Regions from separate parts of the Homo sapiens genome. Here regions 1, 3 and 4 are each linked to region 2. Evidence: read pairs that join two places in POLR2A ChIA-PET (ENCODE). Cell type or tissue: A673. All regions are shown on one strand. Each heading gives the region's core, and the rest is flanking DNA. Links, peaks and the distances in the headings are about the cores only.

What was found. ChIA-PET counts read pairs that join two places held together with the same protein. Peaks named below come from ENCODE experiments on the same cell type or tissue, not always from the same donor. Only the 100,000 strongest peaks of a DNase experiment are listed, where the experiment ranks them.
Region 1: POLR2A ChIA-PET joins it to region 2 with 14 read pairs; 1 of 35 experiments calls an interaction of 5 or more read pairs at or near these places.
Region 3: POLR2A ChIA-PET joins it to region 2 with 5 read pairs; 1 of 35 experiments calls an interaction of 5 or more read pairs at or near these places.
Region 4: POLR2A ChIA-PET joins it to region 2 with 14 read pairs; 1 of 35 experiments calls an interaction of 5 or more read pairs at or near these places.

Annotation. Positions count from the first base shown.
Region 1 is chr2:223,129,078-223,133,952 of GRCh38, forward strand. No RefSeq gene overlaps it. Among named protein-coding and RNA genes, the nearest start is that of KCNE4, 79 kb to the left of the region's middle. In A673, for the core only: no CTCF peak of the experiment used is centred there; a DNase peak (open chromatin) is centred at 2,964; H3K4me3 peaks cover 360 bases; H3K27ac peaks cover 1,701 bases.
Region 2 is chr2:223,196,828-223,201,702 of GRCh38, forward strand. No RefSeq gene overlaps it. Among named protein-coding and RNA genes, the nearest start is that of KCNE4, 150 kb to the left of the region's middle. In A673, for the core only: no CTCF peak of the experiment used is centred there; DNase peaks (open chromatin) are centred at 2,914 and 3,464; H3K4me3 peaks cover 698 bases; H3K27ac peaks cover 2,491 bases.
Region 3 is chr2:223,121,944-223,126,818 of GRCh38, forward strand. LOC124907986 (a long non-coding RNA gene) reads left to right here. Exons shown (of 2, transcript XR_007088096.1): 2 at 1-78. Among named protein-coding and RNA genes, the nearest start is that of KCNE4, 72 kb to the left of the region's middle. In A673, for the core only: no CTCF peak of the experiment used is centred there; DNase peaks (open chromatin) are centred at 2,128 and 2,438; H3K4me3 peaks cover 342 bases; H3K27ac peaks cover 3,044 bases.
Region 4 is chr2:221,991,114-221,995,988 of GRCh38, forward strand. No RefSeq gene overlaps it. Among named protein-coding and RNA genes, the nearest start is that of CCDC140, 300 kb to the right of the region's middle. In A673, for the core only: no CTCF peak of the experiment used is centred there; a DNase peak (open chromatin) is centred at 2,638.

The DNA.
Region 1 (4,875 bases), core at 595-4,594, 68 kb before region 2:
TGAACAGTGGGAGGCTCAGATATTCTTTTCATCAAAATAAGAATAGTAAGAAAACCCACTCTTCAGGTCCTCTGTCTACCAGCTCTTCAATGAGTACAGAATGATAAAACCTGACTAAGTCACCCCAGCTAGATTTCAGAATCTTAGGAAAGAGGAATCTACAAATTTCCTTGGCACATTTCTCCAGATGAAGCAGATCATAGAAGCCTTAACCATAGGCATGTCTTTTTAAGATCAAGTCTGAATCACTCCTATGGACAAGACCTCCCTTCCATGAAGCTCCTAGAATAGTCAGAGGTCCTGAAACTTACCAGTATCTAAAACTGCTCTTAGTACTGAACCACATGACGGGTATGTGTTCGAGTCTTGCAGATATCTATTTGTTCACAACGTTAGTGAAATATAGCCTATTAATGAAAGGTAAAATTTTAGTAATAGACTTACAAAGTTTATCAACTTTATTTGTACAAATGTGCATGATTGTAGCCCTAGTGATTACTGGCGAGTGAGTTACTGATACCAGTATTAAACAATTTTTGAGATGTGGACTGTAGGACTCTGTATTCACATAGAATGTCTCTCAATTCTAATTCCAAACTCAAATTTCTAACGATTCTTAGTTCTTAACTCAGGAGTTTCATGCAAACAAAAATACTTTAAGAAAGCTCAGGCATCCTAGGCGCTGTTTAGAATATAGCCTTCTGGAATAAGAAATTACAAGAGATAAACATTGCCTTAATCAGTGGAACACTTCTTTGTTGCCTACTCATTTCCATCGTCATATCTTTTTTATCAGTACCAAAATTTCTTTGTTGCCTATTCATTTCCATCTTCATCTCTTTTTTTATCAGCACCAAAATTTCCAGTTGAGCACTGCCCTTTCCCTATTTTGAGCCCTCAGTTGGGTGAGATTGCCGCCACCTTAGCTTCGGGTGGGCCCTGATTGGCTAAAGTGTGTGGCACAATCACCTTGCTGCCATTGGCATAGGAATGGTCATGTGACAGTCCAATTGCCGTCAAGCCGAGGACTTTGCTTTGAAGAGAGAATGAATCCTCCTCTCCCGTGTTTTTTGCTCATCCTATTTTACTTGCAACATAATGAGTCTTAATGGACACATGGGCGAATTTTTTTCCAGTAAAATTAATTTATCTTGAAACTGAGCCATAATGCTAGGGCAGATGCTTGAAAATACAGAAACATCCTGAGATGTCTTCTTAGAATTTTCCATAGAAAATTAAAACCTGATCCTCTGATACATTCAGTGAGTATTTACTTAATGCTATTTTATCAGGTACTGTGGAACCTCTTAAAATTGTGAGATAGATCAGCAATGCTTCAGATCCAGGATTCTCTCTTGGGCTTAAGTTAGTATAACATTGCAAATATCTGCTATATGGATACGTGGAGATCAACCACGTAAACTACTACAAGATCTGGTATGGCGTGTCTCCAGAGGCCCCTTATTTCCAAAGTCATTGAGGCCAAAAAGCTCCTGATTTGATGTTTCACTTTGATAATTTTTATTATCTTTATTGCCTCTAAATGTCAGCCTGTCTTTTTTATTGTAGGGCTCTCTGGCAGACCTACGCACATATAAATCTTGATACAGGCTTTGCTATGGCAGGATGTAGGAATAGTTGATTACTAACTTTTCTTAATAAGTATTACGATGGTTCTGTACAGGATTTTTATTTCATTTCTAATTATGGACTATTTAAGATAAATACTCAACAGCTAGCCATAAATATTTGATTATGTCATATTTAATTAACATTTTGGTTTCTGATTTACTCAGTATAGAGTCTATATTAAGATCCTAATTACCCAAATGGAATGCTTTAGATTAATGTGTGAAATATCAAAGTTTAGATGTTTTATTGAAGGAAAAAAATAAGCTTCAGGAGATCTCGCCAAGTTTCTAACAAAGTGAACAAAGAGATCAGTCAGTCTCAGAAGTACTGGCAGCAGATTCTCTCAAGCTTCTCATTTCCAAAAATTGATATATAAAAATCTTGAATGAAGAACTAAGGCATTAAAACACAGGCCAAAAAATTAAAACCATGAAATAGCGAGAAAGTTCTTCAAGCAGTTAAAGCTAAAGTTGTAATTTCTGAGGAAATGAAATCTAATCAAAACCCTGGTCTCATATTGCTTACATTTACAACGGGAAATTAACACAAGAAAAAGGAGAGCTGCAAGGCAAATTTTCCAAGTCAATTGTAAAAAGCATTGAACGAAGTTCCAAAGTTTACCCTTAGCTTCTTCAAAGATGGTTTCTGAAGTTCTCTCACTTTGAGAAAGATGCTTTTCCACTTTTGAATTTTTTGAAGTAATAATAAAATTAGAATTACAAGGTAATATTAGAACCTTGTATACTCTTATTCTGTAGCAAATTAAATTCAACCTTATTCTACTCATTGCTGTGTCATTTCATTTACTTGATTTTGCACACTTTCAAAAACGTTTTTTGTAGAATATATTGTTCTATCATTTATAATTGATTAAATGAGCTTCCTGTGGTTACTACTCTAAAACCTAAGCATCTGACCCTTGAGCAAAGCCATAAACTTGAGAAAACATGCCAAATTTATTAAAGATCACTTCACATGCTACTTTGCTTTTCTGTGATTGCTGTCTGCTGTGACCAGTACAAAAACTCAATTTTACGTTCAATTTTTTTGATAAAGAACTTTTTATTTCTTGTAACTTAAATACCAAGACAAAAAGAAATATTTGGATTTTAGCATCTTTGCCTTAAGAATCTTAATTCATTTTATCAACACCAGCCGTAATATACTGTATTAAAGATTTACTGTAGGAGAAAACCTAAAAGGATTATCTTTAGTGTTAGAGCCAATCTGATAGTGGAAAGAAAATCATTGACTACCACTGGTCTTGGGTACAGTTCTTAGGCTCTTTGAATGCCCATTTCCTCTTCTGCTAAAATGGGAATTTTTACTACAAGGCTATAGTAACCAAAACAGCATGGTGCTGGCATTAAAAATAGAAACATAGATCAATGGAACAGAAGATCCAGAAATAAGGCCACATACCTACAATCAACTGATCTTTGGCAAAGTTAACAAAAAAATACACTGGATATACTGTATCAAAACTTCAGGAAACAAGATCTTAAAGGCAGGCAGAGGCAAGGCAGGGCATAGACAAAAAAAGAACAAAAATATTTACAGCAGATTTCTCACTGCTGTAAGTAGCAGTGGAAGTCAGAAACAGTGGGATAATGTTTTAAAACTCTATAAAAGAACAACTATCAATTTAGGATTATGTTTTTCAAGAAGGAGGGCCAAATAAAGACTTCTTCCCCCAACAAATGAATACTGAATGGTATTTTTAAAGTTTTTTGAATATTTTTGGAGAAAGATTAAAATATGGTTTAAATTTAAACCTAGTAATGTATGAAAGATAATTGCAAGGATAAATATTAAATTAATGGATAATTGCAAGGATAAATATTAAATTAAATTAACTTCCCTACTAGTATAGGGCAAAGATGGAATAAGAAAAACAAAAGAATGGAGAGCAAAGGAAGCATAATAAGGTGTGGCTCATAGAAAGCCCCAAATCTGATGGTAGAAATAAACAAAATATGTCCTTTGTTACAGTGTAGGTAAATAAACTACTAGTTTAAATGAAAATTTGTCATATGGGATCAAAATGTTATATAATCCAGCTATAAACTATTTCCGAGGTACAGCTAAAGCATAAGGACCCAGAACGATAGAGAGTAAATAGGGTTTTTGCTCCCAAAGTTTTCACATACTATTCATGATAAAACCTTTAAACAACAAAAAAGTTACCTTAAAACTCCTTTGAACTTCTAAAAGTCATATCCAAAAGATCCTCATTACACTGTATAGTAAATTGTGACACAATATAAGTATTCTCAAAAAACTCAAAATCAGAAAACAGATAAAATATCTACTCTTGCTGCCTAAATCCAACATTATACTAGATGTCCCAGTAAATGGATAAAGATAGGAATAAGTATATAAACAAAGAAGAAACAAAACTGACATTATAGTCTATGTAGAAAACTTAAATAAATTTACAAAGTTATGAATTAGTAATATTTAGAAAGATGGCTAGGTCAATTTTCAAAATCAATCACATTTGCAAAACAAGTAAAAATTAGAAAATTAAATTTTAAAAAGATATCTACAAAAGCATCAACAAATGTACCTATAAATAAATGTAATAGAAGATGTGCAAGGTCTTTGTAGATACACACACAAGCATATGCACACATAGAGAAAGAGAGAGACAAAGCAATTACATATAGATACATCAATTCTTTCTAAATTTATTTATAAATTTAATGCATTTCAAAATTTCAATCAATAGTTGTTGTTTTTTTTTTTCCTGGTACCTTTTAAGCTAATTCTAAAATGTATTTGGAAGACCAGATGGATTAAGAGTAGCTAAAGCACTTCAAGTAAGAAGATAAAAGTAGAGATATTTCTTTACCAGATGTTAAGTATCTTAAGAATGATTATATTCTTAATGATTATTGGCTCAAAGATAAACATATTAACTAACAGAATGTTGATATAAGGCAGAAGCAGCATGCAGATCAACAGGTAAAACTGAGTTTTTAATAGATAATGCTAAGACCATGGATTACCTATGCTGAAAAGAAATACAATTGGCCCTCTAACACAAAAATACACAAAAAATATTTTGCAGACAGATTAGACACATAGTGAGGCAAAAGTTGAAAATTTTAAGACTTTTTAGGGAACAATCATAGAAAGAATATCTTGGAGTAGGGAAACACTTTTTTTAAAAATAAGACACAAAAGAATAAACATCATAGGAAAATAATTAGTGAATAATATTACATGAAAAGGAAGCCC
Region 2 (4,875 bases), core at 571-4,570:
GGGTTCTTGGATCTTGTGCAAGAAAGGATTCAGGTCAATCTGTAAAGTGAAAGCAAGTTTATTAAGAAAGTAGAGGAATAAAGAATGGCTTCTCCATAGACAGAGCAGCCCTGAAGGCTGTTGGTTGCCCATTTTTATGGTTATTTCTTGATTATATGCTAAACAAGGGATATGTTTTTTATGCCTCCCCTTTTTAGACCATACTGGGTGAGTTCCTGATGTTGCTATGGCATTTGTAAACTGTCATGAAGCTGGTGGGAGTGTAGCAGTGAGGACAACCAGAGGTCCTTCTTATTGCCACATTGGTTTTGGTGGGTTTTGGCTGGCTTCTTTACTGCAAGCTATTTTAACAGCAGGTCTTTATGACCTGTATCTTGTGCCGACCTCCTATCTCATCCTGTGACTTAGAATGCCTAACTGTCTGGGAATGCAGCCCAGTAGATTTCAGTCTTATTTTACCCAGCCCCTATTCAAGATGCAGTTGCTCTGGTTCAAGTGCCTTTGACAGTTCTTTACCCAGGCCTCTTCCAGTTTCCTCTCTCACTCAATGGAATTGTTCTTTACCAATTCCACAAACAAGCCTGAAACCTAGAATCTGCCCCTGACATTTCTTGCGCTTGCCTCCTACAGTCAACTTTCTTCAAGTCCTAGGGATTTTACCCTCTAGCTCTGGAATCTTTATTTCTCTCATGCTCATTGCCACAGTCATATGCCAGGTGACCATTATATCTTGTCAAAGGGTTTTTCACACATTCTGGCCCTGCTCTCGTCTGTTCTCCCCAAAATGTAAAGGGATCATTAAACATGCAAATGTGGTTATATGACCAACTTCACCTCACTATCCTACAGGGGTCACAGCCAGGCACTCCACAATCTCATTGCCCACCACTCACCCCATCGTGGACTGCCCTGATTAGCTAAGCATGGCTATTCCTACGTTTATGGTAACGGGAGTGTTTTCTGTCACCAGGTAGGAGGTGGGCTGATAGCACAAGCATTGGAGACCAGAATCAAGAGCTACCATACAGTTGGGAAAACTGGCTAGCCATATGCAGAAAACTGAAACTGGACCTCTTCCTTACATCTTATACAAAAATTAACTCAAGATGGATTAAAGACTTAAACATAAGACCTAAAACCATAAAAACCCTAGAAGAAAACCTAGGCAACACCATTAAGGAAGTAGGCATGGGCAAAGACTTCATGACTAAAACACCAAAAGCAATGGCAACAAAAACCAAAATTGACAAATGAGATCTAATTAAACTAAAGAGCTTCTGCACAGCAAAAGAAACATCATCAGAGTGAGCAGGCAACCTACAGAATGGGAGAAAATGTTTGCAATCTATCCATGTGACAAAGGGCTAATATCCAGAATCTACAAAGAACTTAAACAAATTTGCAAGAAAAAAAAAAAACCCATAAAAAGCGGGCAAAGCATATGAACAGACACTTCTCAAAAGAAGACATTTATGTGACCAACAAACATATGAAAAAAAGCTCATCATCACTGGTCATTAGAGAAATGCAAATAAAAACCACAATGAGATACCATCTCATGCCAGTTAGAATGGTGATCATTAAAAAGTCAGGAAACAACGGATGCTGGAGAGGATGTGGAGAAATAGGAATGCTTTTACACTGTTGGTGGGAGTGTAAATTAGCTCAACCATTGTGGAAGGCAGTGTGGTGATTCCTCAAGGATCTAGAACCAGAAATACTATTTGACCCAGCAATCCCATTACTGGGTATATACCCAAAGGATTATAAAACATTCTACTATAAAGACACATGCACCCGTATGTTTATTGCAGCACTGTTCACAATAGCAAAGGCTTGGAACCAACCCAAATGCCCATCAATGGTAGACTGGATTAAGAAAATGTGGCACATATACACCATGGAATACTATGCAGCCATAAAAAAGGATGAGTTCATGTCCTTTGCAGGGAGATGGATGAAGCTGGAAACTATCATTCTCAGCAAACTAACACAAGGACAGAAAACCAAACACTGCATGTTCTCACTCATAAGTGGGAGTTGAACAATGAGAACAGTTGGACACAGGGAGGGGAACATCAGACACCTGGGCCTGTCAGGGAGTGGGAGGGGGCTAGGGGAGGGATAGCATTAGGAGAAATACCTAATGTAGATGATGAGTTGATGGGTGCAGCAAACCACCATGGCACATGTATACCTATGTAACAAACCTGCACATCTGTACATGTATCCCAGAACTTAAAGTATAATAAAAAATTAAAAAATAAAGATGTCATGGGTGGTGAACAAAAAAACAAACCAAAAAAAGAGCTACTATACAATCTCACAGGTAAGACTGGCCTTGTAGTAAGAAAGTTGGTCTCATGTTGACTTAGTGGAGAATGCTACCTAGAATTTTTCTCATCATAGTCTGATTTCTCATATAGTTCTGTCTGCTGCAAGATAATATATTATTTGAGCTGATTTGTCTAACAGTTGTATTTCAGTGTAAATTAATTAATTAATTGCCATTCTGGTTTACACATTACCCCTGTGATCTTGGTAAGAAGTGTCTGTCCTTATGGACAGTTTCCCTTCTCAAGATGCTAACAATTCAGAGTTCTTAGCCTGCAAATCCTATCTGAATATCCATGAATTCACCTGTGGGGGCACCTTACCAGAAGGCCAAAGAGCAGTACCTCAGTGACATCCTCACCTCACCTTATAACTTCTATTTGACCTTTGATATGTAGTAGATGTGAGTAAGGATTAAACAGAAATTAGAAATGTGTCCCAAACAGTCAGAGTCCATATATCATCCAGAGTGGGCCTCAGAATTCCAAAAATTTTCCTCTGAATGTCTTCCTCTTGCTTTTTCCACTCTTTGTCCTTTTGTAGGTATAACTCCCCAGGGGGCTGTAAACTGTGTCTGTCTCATATATTGCTGTATCCTGAGTGCTGAGCCTGGTGATTACACATCAATAGTAGCTCAGTAGATATTGGTAGAATAAATGAAGGAAGGAAGGAAGGAAGGAAGGAAGGAAGGAAGGAAGGAAGGAAGGAAACCCTGACATTTTCCATTCTGCCTTTTCTTCTACTCCCCCTCTACCTAGGCAGAAGTAATTTAAAAATCCCAGTTTTCCTAGATTATAGATGCAAATTTCTCCCACATATTTGTGATATGTCTTACTGTTGATGGGTGTTGAAATGCTAAACAATCCAGTTATTTCCATTGTGCTACTGGGACTTGTTTTGCAGGAGCATAGCAATGGCTGCTTTGATTATTCCACACCCTTAAGAGAACCCTCTGTTTTCCTCCAAAAATTTAGTCAGGTGGTTGAATTACTTGGCTTCCTTGAAGACTTCTCTGTTGTCAGGTTTTCCTTCTGAAAGGAAAAGCTTCATTAAAATTAGATGAAGAGCACACAGCTTCCAGTTGTTAAACTGTCAACCCTGGCAAAAACAGTGGTGAAGGCAAACCAAAGCTTTCAAGAGAGCGTGTTCTTGAAGAGAGCATGTTCTTGCCGGCTGAACTAATGAAGTGCAGACCCCCTGCTGAAGTCTCAAGTAGATTGCCAGTTCACACAAATGAGCTGAAAAATACCATTCAGTTTTAATTGTGACATTTCTTTCGCGAGGCAGTTCCTTTCACTGGGTTTTTGCTTTTTTCTTGTTTTTGTTTTTGATTTTTTACAAAAATTCTTGACGAATAAAAAATGAAACCAGCAGGAATGTTCTTTAAAGAGCCCAAGAAATGGTTTTGAGAATGCACTGACACTTGAAACATGGGAGAAATCATTATTTTAAAATGCCCAATCCGCTTCCCTCAGTTTTGAACAAAATCAACGACAAAGCAAAACCAGTTTTCAAGTGTTATAGTAATTCGCAAAATAAATTGCAAAGAATGGCAGAGTACCATCAGGGTTCTTCAAGGGCTCTACAAACAATCAATTTGAATTTAAGTTTCTACATAGATTTTAAACTTTTTAAAGATGGTAATCTTTAAATAGTTAAATGTCACATATTTAAAATATAAACTCATCAGAGGACTTCAATCAATGTATTTGCTTGGACTGATGGGTTCATATTTTTCCAAGTAGGAGTAAGTTATAATGCTTCTCCTGACCATTCAATATCCTGAGACTCCAAGGCAAGTGGTGAAATGACCCTAACACTTATAAGTACTTGTCTGTCTTGAATGAGGATTTTCTTTATGCCATATTGCTAAAGGAAAACATATAAATTAATTGTAAGCTAAAACTGCAAGAAGTCTTTCACTGCCATTTATGAGCCTGGATTTATATTTTTGTATGAAAGAAAAAGGAATTGTGTTTTCATTAATTGGCTTTCTAAGCAAAATGCCATAAATTTGAACCAATAAAATGAATTTATTCTAATAAGATGTCTCCTTGTTTTAAATCTCTGATAAGATGTTGTTTTAAAAAAGAATTCTATAGTTAAAAGTTATTTTAAAGACCACTTAATTATATTATCTCTATGTTATGTCTAAAACCATGAAATGACTTAGTGATTTTGTAGTGAAGCTAGTATTTGGCAATTGTTATAGGCTACCCTTTGGCTAGAATATTTTTAGTCCATATTTCAGTTATATATTGCTATGTACCCCAAAACTCAGTGGCTTAAAACAAGTGCCATTTATGTATGATTCTGTGGGTTGACTGGGTGTCCCTTCTGCTGGTCTTACCTGGGCTCACTCATGTAGCTGTATCTGGCTGGTAGAACTGCAACCTGGGCCCAGCTGCACTCTTCTTTCTGCAGTGGCTTTTCATCCCAGGATTTTTATGGCATTGCAGTTTCAAGGTGTTCAAGAGAACAAGCCCCAGTGTACAAGCCCTTCTGAAGCTTCTATTTGTGTTACATTTGCTGATGTTCCGT
Region 3 (4,875 bases), core at 456-4,455, 75 kb before region 2:
TATTGATCCATAACATATATAAAATGTGAGAGTCAAGTTTATTTCATATGCTTAAATAAAAATCATTGGACAGTTTAAGAGTTGTGTAAAGTTGATTCACTTCCTGTAACAGATTTTTATCCACTCTTTTCTTGTTGGTCATGCACTACTGCATCAAATATGTCATACAAAACATTTTAATGGACTTCTCATCCTCCTTCCTCTTCTTTTTTTTAGAGAAAAAAGAAACTTTCACATGGGAGTAGAAGAATACTTTTTCATCTGATTTTTACTATTTTAAGCTTTAAATGTTTAATACTGTCTTCAAAAGTTGTGGGTCGGGTGCAGTGGTTTGCGCCTGTAATTCCAGCACTTTGGGAGGCCAAGGCGAGTGGATAACTTGAGGTCAGGAGTTCGAGACCAGTCTGGCTGACACGATGAAATCCCGTCTCTACTAAAACTACAAAAATTAGCCAAGTGTGGTGGTGGGCACCGGTAATCCAAGCTACTCTGGAGGCTGAGGCAGGAGAATTGTTTGAACCTGGAAGGCGGAGGTTGCAATGAGCCGAGATTGTGCCATTGCACTCCTGCCTCGGTGACAGAACAAGACTGTGTCTCAAAAAAAAAAAAAAAAAGTTGAAATTGCTCAAGTAAACAAATCATTTCAGAATAAGCTGAAAGATGAACTATCTTTGTATTACCTTAGCAGATTCCTATTTTCATCTTACTCAGTACTGTAGTAAGATTTTTCTATTGTCTTCTATTGGGGTTAAGGTGAGGCAGTTTAGCCTGTGGCTAAAGAGTATTGTATACTTAAGAGGTATCATTTAAGATTTTTCTTACAAATTACTAAACTTTGGTTGAACTGTCACAGGAAGGACAGGCTGGAAATATTACACAGTAGCTCAATCGCTCACAATGGAAAAGAACACAAAGTCTCAATGCAGGAGACTGCAATAGCTTTTTGGCTCCAGCTCAGAGCGTAGCCTGGCCAGCCTCTCTGGTGCCTTTTTTTAAATATAAAAATGGAGACCGTCAGTGTTGACAAGGTTCCTTTGGCTTATTTGTGTTGACATGGCTGCCAGTGATGATTTGTTCTCATGAGAGCTGTGAAAGGTGACACTTCCAGGGTTACTTTGCAAACAGCACTTTCCAACTTAATTATGCCAACAGGTCTTTCCTGTAAATTAGCATTGCCAAGACAAAACCTTGGCAGAGTTGAGTTTCAATAGTCATTCAGTAAGTCATTCACTCGTTTGTTTACTTAATTCATTCAGAGGAGTATTTATTGAATGCATACCTCTCTCAGTGCAGAGAGGTAATTGGCCAGGCACTTTGTTAGGCACGGAGATCTGACAGAGAATCTGGGCAGTCCTCACTCTGCTGCTTCTTATTTGGGTGGCCCTGGGACAGTCACTTGGCCATTCTTAGCCTTGGTTTTCTAATCCCCTCTAGCTGGCCATGTGACTTTTAGTCCCCCTGCTTACTATCCATTCCCATCGTGTTGAACTTGGAAGCCATCATGTAATTTGTATTGACCACTGAAATATGGGCACAGGGGACACACAGCACTTCCACATGGAAGCTTTAAGAGCCACTCTTGGGCCACACCTCTCTCTCTCTCTTCCCTCTTTGGTGAGCCCAACAATGTTCCTAGTATGGGTTGCTCCTTCCATTTAGGTCCAGGAATGGTAGGGCAGACCAGGGCTGACACTTGATGGCCAAGGAGCATTGAAAAGAAGAAATACTCTTGAGATTTTTGAGTCTTTTGTTACTGTTGCAGAATCTCACCTCTGCTGACCGATACAGTTCATTCTTGCTGCAGGGGAGTACTGTAGCTACAGCACTGCTAGGAAAGATCATTTCCTGGCAAACTCCCACCCTGTTCAGGACCCACCTGAGCTGCACTATCACTTCAAACAGGTTATTTTCCTTTTGGAACTTTCCCAAGTGAAATTAGTCTCCTGCACACATCCAGTACTCACACATTGTTGCTGCCACTCAGAGGGAGAAGCCCGGAATCCAGAGGGGAAGAAAATGCAGAGTGTGCGGGGAATTTTATAGTAGAAGGGGGAAGAGCTAAGGGAGTTGCTTCAAGGGCTGCATCTGCAGGAACTTCTGCTCCAATCTTGCCCTAGATGTCACAGTCCACAGCTGCTTCCAATCATTAGATGCACGCATTTCCTGTCGAAACCAAATAATAAAAAAGAAAAGGCACACACCACCCAAACCCTCTTCTCCCTTTCCTCTCTGTTTTCTCCTCCCTCTCCTACCTTCCTCTCCTCTAAATCTCAAGATTTATATTTCTGAATTTAAACAAACACACCCACAAAGGTTTAGTACTTTTATTTGGAAAAACAAAGAGCTTTCTTCAAATTATTTTATTTCCTGAAAAAGAGCTCTTTCTGGAGTCCGAAGTGGCTCCTGAGTTGGTGGTGCAATTGTTCTATCAGCAGTGGGTGTGGCCCTCAGGACTTGATTCTGATGCCTGGACTTGTGCTCTGACCTGCTACCCTGGGGGAGGGAGGGGGGGATTGAAGAGCACTTGGAGGAAAGTAAAAAGCCATTGGCTAGGGCTCTCTGGCTTAACCTTAGTTTATCCTTTAACCCACTGATATGGTGAACAGATGTTTAATTCAGTCACTCCGCAAATATCTACTGAACACCTACAATGTGCCAGGAACTTTCTAGATTCTGCATGGACTACATTTTCTGATTTCTCTCTGGCTTTTAAATGAACATAGAAAGCACACTTCCATCTTTTTATAATGCTGTCACTTGAGTTCCATTGAGGCTCCCAGAGAATTCAGTTCATCTTTAGATGACCACCAATCTGTCTTAGATGGTGCTTCAGGTTGAGTTTGCAGGGAGACAAATCCTGAAACCAAAATTTGCATGCAAAAAATTTATTGGTGTGTGTGCTCAGCAGCAACAACTGTGTAAGAATGAGGGAAGCAGGATTGGGCTGGGGGAGAAATTGAGCTGTGATGAAGCAGCAACAGAGGCCTCAGCCAACCCCACCAGAGCGAAGGAGCTGAGATGGCCCTTCATTATTCCACTTAGTGGTAAGAGGGCTTATCCTCTTCTCTCTTCCAATACCATTAGATGTGGGCTGCTCCTGGGGCAAGGGCAGGACCTTGGGAGAGACAGCCAAAGGAGTGAGTCCTTTTGTTGAAAAGAAATTCCAAAGTTTTACTTGGACCAGGAGCTGAGAGGGTGAGTGTTCCCATCTGTAAGGAGGATCTGGACAGCCACAGCAGCAAACACTTTGGACAGGATCAAGTCAGGACCATCATCTACTACCACTTTCTAGAAAGGGTCTGCCTGAGTCATACTTGTTCATGAATAGAACTTGTTAGTTTTTAGCCCTCACTTCCTCACTCTGCATCCATCCCTGGTATTCTCATTTTCCTTACCAAGAGACCAGTGATGGGATAAGAATTTTCTTTAAAAAAATATTGGTGTTTGTGTTTGCTTGGAGGATGATAATACAATCTTGGAGGAATGTGCCTGCAATAAATACTTCAAAGAAAGAATTAAAAAGAATCCCCTAAGGGTTTTTTAGAGGTTAGAAAACACTTTCAGGTGTGCGCTCTCATGACACTTCCCAGAAATGCGCTGGTTAACCAGGTAAGGCCTTTCACAGATGCAGCAATGTGACTTGACAGGCCATGGCCAAGGTGCATTGCAGCAAGTGCTGAGCTCAGAGTTCCAGCACAGGCCTGAGCACTTTCCACTGCAGCAAGCTGCCTCTAAATTCCAGGAGTTAACACAGGAGGGCATCTGAGAGATTTTGGAGCAGAGACCATTTCTGCCTAAAGCTCAACATTGATCTTCTTGCATTTAGGTTGACATGTTAATGACAAGGTGATGTAAAACGATGATTTTCTAAGTTAAGTGGGTTTGCTTTCTTTGTCCTTATTCTTTGGGAATAAATATCCTTGTTCGATTTTTACTAACAATATGAATTTTGCATCAGTAAGAAAAAGTGTTTATTGATGGGCTGATTGGATTGACCCATTGAGCAAATATTTATTGATTAAAGACTGTGTGCCAGACAGCATAGCAGAAATTGAATGAAAGGAGGACTATTTTGCCTCTACCACTTGAGGTTTTTCATCCACACACAAGAAAAATGGCAGCATCACACAGTCATATAATTAGAAATTACTTGAGAAGATACCTTGCTGGTTTCAGTTTCCTCATCTGAGGAGTTTGAACCAGGGTTAAAATTGGATAAACAGAGGAGAACACACCTAAATATCTTAAATTCAATGCCATAAACTCCAATCTCCTAAAGCATAAAGATAGCGGAAATTTTTATAAATCAGCATGTGTCCTCTGGAATTTCAGATTAATTTCAGTAGAATTTGATATCTGCATAGAGATCACACAGAGAACGAATTGGGCAGAGTGACACCCACAATACACAGAGTCACTGGGTATTAGTTTAGGTATTTTTTCTTATGTCTGATGTCATTTTTAGAGTGGCACTGTATCCAGTCAAAATAAAAGCATAATCAAAATTAAAATATTCACAATAACTCTTCTGTGTCCCAACAGATAAAAGTGTTCGGGACTCAGAACATTGCTTTAAGTTGTTAGCAACTCATCACATTGAACTAATCCTGAGAACAGAGACTTCAAGTAAGTGCTTCTCTTGGTAGCTTTACAGGTAAAAAGGGTTCTAAATAGCACCCATGTAGCCAGAAAGGGATTCCGAAGCCGACCCCAAGAGAGGGTTCTTGGATCTCGCGTGAGGAAGAATTCGGGGTGAGTCCCTAGAGTAATGTGAAAGCAAGTTTATTAAGAAAGTAAAGGAATAAAAGAATGGCTACTCCATAGGCAGAGCAGCAGCATGGGCTGCTCATTGGCTATTTTATGGTTACTTTCTGA
Region 4 (4,875 bases), core at 448-4,447, 1.2 Mb before region 2:
GTTTTTTAAAGCAAGTGAGAAGAAAGTGAAGGCAGAAAATATAGACTATTATTATTTCTAGGAACTCTGCTTTGAAGGGAAGAAATAAAATACAAAGCAGGTAGAAGGAGATGCAGAGTCAAGAAAGGGACTTTCTCTCTCTCTCTCTTTCCTTTTTAAGCTGAAAGTGACTTGAGTATACTATAAGCTGTAGGAAAGATGGAAGCTGAAAATAAAAGAGGAAGGACTAACAGACGGAACAAGACCTCACTCTAGTTCTGAAATATTTAGGAATCCACCTGCTCAAAAGAGCAATTTGGAAAGATTAGCATTAGATCAGAGAAATGGCATCTCTACAGAAAGGAGTGGGAGTGGGTATATATACACACAGTGTGAGACATTGATTCAGACCTCTGTCTGTTCCTCTGAGGTTACTAAACACGGTAGGGCTATAGTGGGGATGCTTCTCCTCATGAGTGAAGTTATTAAATTCTGAAGAATCTAATTCAAAAAAGATCCCCATTCTCTGCCTGAGATTCCCACATGCCTTGGTGTGAGGCACACAATTTGACAGCTTTACCATGAGAGATATAAGACAATGACCACAATATGTCAAAACACAATGGCTCTTGCAATGAGACTTCTCTCTCCCAGGAGGGTGAGGACACTTCTTTACCCAGTGCCAGGAGAGAGGGCCCCCACACTCATCTTTTTTAAAATCTGTTTGTACCTGCAAGAAAAGGACTTGACCTTTTGTTTCTTGAGAAGTTTACTCAATACTAGGCTTACATCTCCTGCACTGGCTTTATGGAAGAAAACGAAAGATCACAGGCCAAGATGGCGCTAGGGTACAGTCTGTTACAGAGGGATCCAGGGCCATCTTTTCACTTCAGAGATACCTTTAGCTTCCATAATTGGATCAAATGGGGTAAATTTGATGAGGACCACCACAACCTGGAATCAAAGAATTTAGGGCAGCTCAGGGCTGTGGTGGGAGGCCAACTTGGGTGTCAAAAGAAAGATATGACTGAGTTCAACAAGCAACCCAGGGAAAATTCTTGGAGCTGCATCCCTCTTCTGTGAAGTCTTTTGGTCCTGCACTCATCCACAATGAGCCTATAGACCATGAGGTATATCAGTGGTGATCCCCATCCCTTTCCCTCCTCTCATCTCCAGCACCAGAAAAGCCAAAGGAGTTCTGAAATGAGGACTGAAGGGCCACTCACCAACTCTGGCTCCTTAGCTGCCATCTGTAACCACATATCCAGCCTGTGTTGGAAAAACAGAGCAAAGGGTTGGAAGTTGACTAGAACCAAGTCTTAATATCTGAGAGTAGACTATTTTAATAATTGAAATGATTAAAAGTATGGTATTATATTAATATGACCTTAGAAGTACTTTTTACCCAGTGGGAAAGGTGGATTAAACAAAGACTATTGCAGGCAATTATTAAGGGGGACAAACATTTCATGCTTTACCTTGTGACTTGAGACTTTTCAAAATAATTATATACATATATTAATGGATTCATATATACATGTATGAATGAACACAGATTAATTATATACATATATGAATTAGATTATCATTGTAATGACCACCAGCAAGGTGACTTGTGAAAAAACCTTTGCATAGATTTAATAGATTAATTCCATCACCTTGTCTTACAGTGCTCTTGGAAAGAAAGATAAAATGACAAAGAAAATTGAACTGTATAATTTAATCCTTATCTGCAAGTACTATACTGTTTTTGCATTGTAAAAATCAAGACAGACATTTCTCAAAACCTAACAATAGAAGGAGACATTTTCCTTCTTTTTTCATAGGATAGCTAAAAGGCATTTGGACATTCACCCACAGGTCTGACCGCACTCTGAAGGTGAATTCACTTTGTTCTTGCACAGCCAGGCCCTGATCGTTCCTGCCTCCCATGGCTACCAGCAGTCCTAGGTGGGGTCTTTTGGTTCCCAATTGTTCCCCTGTTGGAAACAGTCGCCCCACTTTGGGGCTTTTTTTTCTTTTATCTATCCCCTACCCTTCTTCCACAGTCATCCTACAAGCACAAAGGCCTATTCAAATCACTTTCTTGTTAGAAATACTCAGTGACTTTCTATTGTCCATAAGACCTTTTGCAATGTGGGCTTAACCTCAGATTCCAACTGCTGCTCTGCCCTGTCTCTCACCTCACCGAGCGCTCACCCATTGCCCTGGTGTCCAGGTGGCAGCCATGATGAATTCTGGCTTTTCCCTAAACACACTGTTTTCTGTGCTGGTGCCCGTTGGCCCAGGTTCTCTCATCCCATTCCCCGGTTAGTAAAACCCACCCTCCAGAATGCTGCCAACATGTCCTCTCCCCTAAGGAACCTTCCCATTCTCCACAACCCAAGTCAGTCACTACCCACTCTGCCGTCTTCCGTTGTTTAGGGCATACTTGGATGTGCTGAGGACATGGTGTAGTGTGATGGGTGGGGTGTAGTCTCTGTCTTGGACTGCCAGCTACTCGTTCAGTGATGAATGTGTAATTACAAATAATGATACGGACCACGGCAGAAAGGAACACAGTGCCAAGAAACAGAAATGAGATGGCACTGAGACCTGACACACGGTAGGAGAGGCGGAGGGAGGAACAGGACCCCTGGGGCAGGGAGCGCCATGCACAGCAGCTTCATGGCAGGGTGTGTGTTTTCTGAGAACAGAAAGAGGCCCATGTGGCTGGAGTGGATGAGCAAGGAGGAAAATGGTGTGAGATGTGGCTGGAAAGGTAGGTAGGACTCCAGCCTGCAGAGCCTGTGGGCCCCCAGAAGACTTTAGTCTTTGTCTTAAGAACAATCAAGAGGCATTGAAGAGCTTTCTTAATGGGGATGACATACTATTTGCATTTTGAAAAAATTCTAGCTTCGGTGTGGAAAAGTGATTGGAAGGAGGCCAGAGAGGATGTGGGGGTCTATTAGGAGGCTATTACATACAGGAAAAAGATAATGGAAGCTGGAATAGGGAGTGGCGGAGCAGATGGGGAGAATTTGGATGGCTTGAAATTGAAATTCTTACCAGAACTTCTACAAACCGAACAGAATAAGCACTCACATTAAATACTCAGGTGGCATTTAAAAAGGTGTCATCTTAGAGTTATGATTACTTTATGGACCTTATCGTAAAATAGTTAAAATAGAATCAATTATATTTTGCTATTTAGAAGAAAGCAAAGGGTAAAAAATATAAACATACACTACAGTAGAAATAGTAAAACTATGTTAAGCTGTCTAGTTAAAAGAGCATCTGTTACCTTAGAAAGCTCCAAGGAGGCTCTGAATCACAGAAATCAAGATTACAAAATTTTAACAGCAGACTATTGTCTTATTTTGTAATGGTTTTTGGGGATATACTTTATGTACTATACAACTTACACAATTAAATATGAAATTTGATAGTTCTTAGTTATTCACAGAGTTGTGTAATCATTGCCATATCTAATTCTACAACATTTTTGTTACTCCAAAAGGAAACCCCATCCCCATTATTAATTACTGCCTATTTCTCCCCAACTGCTCTAGGCCTGGGCAACCACTAGTCTACTTCATGTTTCTATGAATCTGCCTACTCTGGACATTTTATTTCAGTAGAATCATACAGCCAAGTGTGGTGGCTCACGCCTGTAATCCCAACACTTCGGGAGGCCGAGGTAGGTGGGTCACTTGAGGTCAGGAGTTCGAGACCAGCCTGGCCAACATGGAGAAACCCCATCTCTACTAAAAATACAAAAATTAACTGGGCATGATGGCACATATCTGTAATCCCAGCTACTCAGGACGCTGAAGCCCAAGAATCGCTTGAACCAGGGAGACGGAGGTTGCAGTGAATCGAGATCGTACCACTGTACTCCAGCCTGAGTGACACAGGGAAACTCTGTCTCAATAAATAAATAAATCTAATCATACGATTTCTGACCATCTGTTACTGGCATCTTTCACTTAGCATAATGTTTTCCAGGTTGATCCATGTTGTTACATATATCAGAACTTCATTGCTTTCTATTACGAAATACCCCATTGTATGGATATATCACATCTACTTATCCATTCAGCAGTTGATAGACATTTAGGTTGTTTTCAGGTTTTGGCCATCATGAATAATGCTACTATAAACAGTTATGTATAACTTACGTGGACATCTGTTTTCATTTCTATTGGTTATATACTCCCAGGAGTGGAATTGCTGGGTCACGTGCTAACTACATGTTTAATCATTTGTCTTATTTTGTAATTTGAAGAACTGCCCGACTATTTCCCAAAGCAGCTTCTCCATTTCACATTTCCATCAGCAGTGTATGAGGTTTCCAATCTCTCCACATTCTCATCAACACGTGTTATTATCTGGGGTTTTTTTGTTTGTTTTTTTGTTTTAATTCTAGCCAGCCTAGCGGGTGTGAATTGGTGTCCCATTTTGGTTTTTGATTTGCATTTCCCTGGTGGCTAATGGTGATGAGTATCTTTCCATGCACTAACAAGCCATTTGTACATTTCCTTCAGAGAAAGATGTCTGTCCAGATCCACCGCCCATTTTAAAATGTGATTATTGGCCTTTTATTGTTGAGTTATAAGTGTTCTTTTTACATTCTAGATGAAAGTATGTTATCAGAAAAATGATTTACAAATTTTTTCTTCCATTCTGTGTGTTGTCTTTTCACGTTTTTGATGGTGTACTTCAAAGTACAAAAGACTTTTTTTCATTTTGATTATATCTGATTATCTATTTTTTATTTTATGGTTGGGTTTTATTATCTTTTAGAAAAGAATAACCTCTTATGAAACTATGGAGTCATATCACTGAGTTGTATCTAAGATTCTTTTACATTTTTTTCCTACCAACAAAAAGAGAATTCAACCACCATTTTCCCCA